Regions from separate parts of the Homo sapiens genome. Here region 2 is linked to region 1. A link is a contact called in ENCODE Hi-C or POLR2A ChIA-PET data. All regions are on one chromosome and are shown on one strand. The core of a region is the stretch at or near the end of the contact, and the rest is flanking DNA. Distances in the headings are between cores, read along the strand shown. Region 1 holds the start of BMP7-AS1 (BMP7 antisense RNA 1). Region 2 overlaps BMP7 (bone morphogenetic protein 7).

Evidence for each region. A loop is a pair of places that touch in the nucleus more often than their neighbours do. ChIA-PET counts read pairs that join two places held with the same protein, here RNA polymerase II (POLR2A). Pooled maps may share reads with other maps.
Region 2: a loop to region 1 is called in a pooled map, with 2.7 times the contacts of the local background. The contact joins the enhancer-like site here to the promoter of BMP7-AS1 in region 1. A Hi-C loop is called at or near these places in 1 of 168 maps with a recorded cell type or tissue (posterior vena cava) and 2 of 50 pooled maps. POLR2A ChIA-PET finds 5 or more read pairs at or near these places in 4 of 52 experiments (CD4-positive, alpha-beta T cell, H1, Panc1 and 1 more).

The regions. Positions count from the first base shown.
Region 1 is chr20:57,212,207-57,215,197 of GRCh38, forward strand. It overlaps BMP7-AS1 (BMP7 antisense RNA 1), which reads left to right and starts at 1,490. Exons shown (of 4, transcript NR_110631.1): 1 at 1,490-1,870; 2 at 2,162-2,289; 3 at 2,599-2,742. The region is part of intron 2 of BMP7 (bone morphogenetic protein 7); the gene reads right to left.
Region 2 is chr20:57,177,783-57,180,773 of GRCh38, forward strand. The region is part of intron 4 of BMP7 (bone morphogenetic protein 7); the gene reads right to left. Among named protein-coding and RNA genes, the nearest start is that of BMP7-AS1, 34 kb to the right of the region's middle. Within about 2 kb of position 1,554, at least 2 of the 41 ENCODE cell types and tissues checked have a DNase peak (open chromatin) inside an H3K27ac peak, as active enhancers do.

The DNA of each region.
Region 1 (2,991 bases), core at 240-2,739:
TTATAGAAACATCTCCCGAAGGGGGTCAGAGGATGAGCAGAACTAACACAGCTAAAAGGGCAGGGAAAAGCGTTCCCGGCAGAGAGAACCGAATGCGGAAGTCATGATGAGAAAGTAGTGAGGAGAGGGCACAGGTGCACGATGTCCCCTGCAGGGCCTCTGGCCGCGGGAGGTCAGGTCTTGCTGAGCGCTGGGAAGCCGGGAGGAGTTCTAAGCAGGAGTGGAGATGACGGGCTCTGCCACTCGCAGACCCAGCTGACTCGCTCCCCGACCCCTAGTCTGACCCTCGCCCTCGCCTCACTCTGCTGCTCTTTGGAAAACTGCAGGCCGGACATTCTGAAGGCCTGCATGTTGTGAACGGTTGCTGGGCCGCAAGGATATTCCTCAGAAGAAAAGGAGCAAGAGAGCGAGCCAGCGAGCATGGCCAGAGCATTCCCAGGCTAGCATGATGTCATGGAGGGAGCACAGGCTTGCGGCTGCGGTGAGTCAGGCCGGGAAACTGCAACCCGCCGTGCACCTGGAGTCAGCCCAGCAGCAACCCCAGCCTGCAGGGAAGCCCGGGAAGGAGATCAAAGGAGCCCAGAAGGAAGCCGGCCCCACCCTGGCAGCCAGCTCCCGGGTCCAAGGGGTGCCCCTTCTGAGCTGCAGGCTGGGGAGGACTCAGCCCGGGCCCCAGGCTCCCCCACCTCAGCTTCAGGGAATGCCCTGCTTTCCTGCCAAATCATAGAACAGTCCCTGGCATCCCCCAGACGGGAAGAGGAAGTCAGGGAGGTCCAAGGCTTTTTAAAAATACACTTTCTTGAAGACGGTGCATATCCAGGAAGGCTAAAATTAAAGCTTTGGGGAGTAAGGTGGAAAAATACACAAAGAGGCACAATATCCTCCTGCCCCAGACAGAGCTCGGGTGGCCACCCACGGCCCTCTCACCCACCCCACGGCTGTCTGTCTCCCTCTGGGCAGGGCCAGCTGACTGCAGACAGCACCAACCCAGCCACTCATGGGAAAGTCAGGAAGATGCCCGTCCAGCACCCGGAGGCCAGCGTTGTCACAGTCAGAAGGCGAGTCAGTGGCCCTTATGTTCTAGCCCTCAGTTTCTCCATCCACAAGACAAAGGGTTTGGAGTTTATCAAGGTCTCAAAAACTGCAACTTATTAATAGGATAGCTAAGAGAGGAAAATGAGAGGATCAAAAATCCAAAATGCTCTGTGGTGAAATGAGGTTGGGAAGCACCACATGACACATTGCTCCTTAGAGATGTCATAATGCACCTTAGCTCTTTAAAGGCTCTGAAAAGTCCTGCTGCAAAGAAATGTCTGCTCCGGCAATGGAGCGCAGTAACGAGCCGTTCAAACTTGTGTCAAGGTGTGGATCACAGAGGCTGGGGGTCAAGAGGGAAGAGAAATACAGCGACAAATGGAAGGCTCTCCCTCATTAGAGACACAGCCACCAGCAGAGACAATCAGGGGGTGAGAGGCCCGGAATCCTCTTTGTGATGAAATCCCCAGAGTGGTCCTCGGGTCCCACAGTGGGTGCTCAGGGATGTAGGCTGTAGGGCTCCAGGCTCTGAGTTGAGGAAAATTGGAGTTAAATTTCAGTGAAGTAACCCTGAGCAAGTCAGTCTCTGTCCATCAGGTTCTTTTGTTTGTAAAATGGAGGTAGCCATGAGGATTGTTCTGAGAATGAGTTAAATGGAAAGATATGCTCAAGATGCCAGCGCAAAGCCAGAGACTCAAGGTTCGCAGCTGGTTGGAGCAAACCTCAATGTCAGTGTGAATCTTCCACCATGGGATTCAAGCTGCCTTGGCTCTAAAGTAAGATCACAGCTGCAGTGAGCTGACCCCAACTCAAGATGGAACCATCTTAGAACAAGGTGCGGAGCGAGCCCTCTGAACCGTATGGTACCTGAGAGGCGAGCACTGTTGTCCCCTCTCACAGGTGGGAGACTGAGGCTCAGAGATATGCAGGTAGTGAATGGAACCACCCCAGAGCCTTGTTCCAGCAAAGTGTCACCCCTGCACGGTGATGGTTTGATGGTGGAGGGAGAGCTACCACCCAGAGAACCCGGGGGTTCCCCTTCCACTCTTCTCACCCCGCACTCCCCCTGCCCCAGCAGCTTGCAGGGGCTGAGCAATTAACTTCCCTGCCTCAAACCCTTTATCAGCTCTTAGGATAAAAAGCCAAAGCTCTCTAATGTGTTCTGTGATAAAGAAGACTATGGAACTGACAGTCCAAACCGAGAAACTGGGGAGAGAGAGGAGGCATTATTGTCAACTCCAGGTCATCCAACCTGTAAGGCCCTGGATGGTCCGGCCCCTGTCTCCACAGCCTCCTCCCACCCAGCCCTCCTCATCTGTGCCAGTCTCCAGCCCACCACAGCCCCTCACACATGCTGTTTCCGCTGCCTGCAACACTGTTCCCTGCCTTTTCACCTCCCTCACACCTGCCTGTTCTTGAGCATCCCAGGGAAGCGTCCACTGATGCCCTAATGGTGCATCCACGTCGGACACGCTCCAAGCCCAAGTCCTCTCCCCTGCGCCATCTGGGCTGGAGTTTCAGTTTGTTTGTATAGTTTTTTGGGTTCTCCTCTTTTCCTGCCAGGTTTTAAGCTTTTTGTCAGCAAGAACCAGCCCTATTTTATTCAGCCCTGGAGCGGCCTCTCCACCAGGCACACAGCTTAGCACAAAGCAGGCCTCAGATGCACGCTGGACAAATGTGCTGGTATCCTCTGCATCCTTATGGCCAGTAAGGTTTTCTGGTTTCACTTCCAATAGTTTACATTATTAAAAGAGAAATGGTAAATACTTTTTCAGATTATTCAGGTAGCTCCAGAAATGGCTCTGACTCACAGTTCACTGGGGCCTTAGCCCACCCAGCCCACTCTATGTCCCACTGGGCACCCACACTCCCAGGCCATGGGCACCCAGCTGCACATCCTAGTTGAAGGGAAACCCTCATCAGCCCCTGGGCACCTCCATACCCCCCACCTTCACA
Region 2 (2,991 bases), core at 304-2,803, 34 kb before region 1:
TGAAGGCTGGGGCGGGGCTGGTGGGCTCCAGGCTTTGGGGCAGGAGCGCTTGCCCCTGGGTGCCCTGCCCTCGCGGCCTGCATGCCTTGTGGAGTCACTCATTCATTCAGCCATTGCTAGGGGCTGCTTCCTGGTGTGCAGGCATGAGATGAGTCCCAGGTGTAAGACAGCAAAGCCCTGCCACTCAGGGGCTTTTCCAGAACGAGAGGCGGGTCATAGATAAGTGAGTGCACATGACTTACATGGAGATGAGGGCTACAGAGGAAAACAAGGCAGGAGAAGCTGGAGTGAGCGGGCATGCTGCCGCGGGTGCCAGCAGGCGCTCTTCTGAGGAGGTGACATGTGGGTAAGAACCAAAAGGAAGTGAGATAGGAGGGTGGGGAGGCATCCAAGGGCGAGGCATTCCTGCATGACGATGCTGAGCAGTGGGGACGAGGCGCCCTCCATGTCTGAGGCCGCTGGAGTAGCATCGGATAGAGGATCAGAGGCAGGCACTGAGCCTGGCAAGGAATGAGGAAGCTGGGGCCTGGGTCAGCAGACAGTGTGGGCGGAGGGAAGATCTGCGTGGCTGGAACCAGCCCCAAGGCTCAATGCTGCAAGGGGGTGCTCAGAGTGGATGGAGGCAGCCAGGGGGAGCCCAGAGGCCCCTGGTCCCCACCCTCCGTGGGGGAGTAGCAGGGCTGGGAGAGAGAGAACCAGCTCTGGGGCAGCAGGAACCTCCCCAGGGCCAGGGTGTCCTCAACACAGGAAGGTCAAGGTCAAGGAACCATCTGGGAGGAGCCCAAACAGCTGGACTCTACAGCCTGCCCTCTAGAGCACACGATGCCAAGCAGAAACCTAAGATGGCCTTCATGGCTGTGGCAATGCCCAGGGCCACAGGTAGCCATGCCCCTCCACGAGCCTCCTCCCTCTTCCCTGTGGGGGGGTAGAAGGCAGGGTGGAGGAGAAGGAACATCCCCTCAGCTCAGGGATGTGTCAGGTGAAGCTGCTAGCTCGAGCCAGGGACATTGCTGACTCCTTGGTGTCCTGAGTCAAGGAGGATTCTGAAGCTGTGTTCAGGCTCCGTCAGAAGGAAGTCCCATGATCTATTAGCAATGTCTGTCATGAGCACAGGAGAGGCCATGATCTATTAGCAATGTCTGTCATGAGCACAGAAGGGACAAGGAGTGGCCTGAGTGCTACTTTCCCCAACCCTGTCTTAAAGTAAAGCCACGACATTTGGCATAACTTAGTTCAAACCCAAGGCCAAACAGACCAAGGCCGAGCACAGCTCATGAAGCTAGTTATGGTGTACGAGTGAGGCGTGGGCACTGGCCCTGCCACCAGGGACTCCAGACCCTGCTCTGTGCTTCCAGGGCTCTTTGATCACGGCTGTCCCAGCAGAAAGTGGCCGGAGCTCCTGTGTATCCTTAGGACTTATTAGCAGGAAAACAAGGAAAGGAAACGAAGGAGGGACTCCCAGCTCCCCTGTCCGTCCAAGCCTGCCCCACCCGCCCCCAAGCAACAGAAAGTGAGCAGGAGACAGCCCTGACGCCAGCACCGGGATTCATCCACCTCCTCAACCCCCTGCTTGGGCCGCAGACAAGTCAGGACTGGTGCTTAGGCTCAGCTCCCGCCTCCACGGGTCATCTGGCAAAGGCGGCTGCTTACCAGGGAGCTGGGTCCAAACGTGGGTGGGGAGAAGGAAGTGCAGGGACCCAGTTTCTCAACCCCAAACCGCACCATCTGAAGAGCACGTGAAGCCCCGGGGGAGGGGGCTGGCGGGCAGGAAAGCGAGCTCCGCGTGGGGTAGCGTGCCGGAGCATGTGCCCCCGCCCCAGCACACACAGGGCTGCCGAGAGATTCAACTTGTGTGGCTCCACGGCAGGGCTCCAGCCCAAAACCGGGGGGACGAGCGATTCAAAGGGGCAGGCACACAGGCGTACACACTCACACTCAAGGACTCTGGCCTAAGCCTAGGGTGGGGCCCAGGCCTCGGTATTTTTATTTTATTTTTTTCTTAACTTCCAGGCAGGTTTTAGAAGAGCTGCAAACAGGGCCACGAGCCATCCGCGGGAAGGAGGCAGGTTCCCAGCAATGAATTTCTGCCACGGGAAACAGTGAGAGCCCCGTCCTGGGGGCTGTGTAAATGGAGACTTGGTGGGGCTTTGATGAGGAGGCGGTGGGGAAAATCAGAGTGAATTCTAAGCCCGCGATGCCTAGTTCCTCTCCCCCTCATTACCCAGGTGCACCCGATGGAGCTCCAAGACACGGAAGTCTCTGCCGGGATGCAGTTTGCCTACACTTCCTGCCTGGATGATCTGCCACATCCTCTAAGGAGTCTCCGGCCTCTGAGCACCCCCTCGGCACCCACCCTGTTCCTCACCTTTCTTAGAGCAGCCAGAATGATCTTATCACCTGCACCCCACACCACAGCTTGAATCTCTGCAAAGACTTCTGAACATGCTTGGCATGAAGTTCAAACTCAAGACGTGACTCCCAAGAGAATGCCTGACCCGCCCACCCTCACTCCCCTCCCCTGCTTCAGCCCCCACAGCCTCCTCCCCACTCCCCAAAGGCGCCAGGAAACCCCACAGCACAGGCCTCTGCCCCTGCAGGTCCCACAGCCCAGAGCATCCTCTCCGGACCAGCCTGGCCTCGTGGGCACCCACTGGACCCAGAGCTCTCAGCTCGCTCGCCACGAAATGTTGTCTGCAGCCCTCGGGATGGGCTGCGTTCCCTAGGCACCACCCTGACTCTGGGTCTGTTACTATGTATGGATGTGAATGGCAACCCCCTCCTTCCTGTCCTAAATTAACACCCCCAAGGGCAGCCTTTGTGTGGGTGTTCGACATTGAATCCTAGCCTTCAAGAGTCCAGCATAAAAGAGGCTTCGAATACAAATGAAGGAATTTGGTTGGTTTTTGACTTGGGAGATCAAAGACCCCTTTGAGAAACCTGGAAAAATGGATCCACTGTCAGAAAAGAAAATATACGGAATCCCTACACACT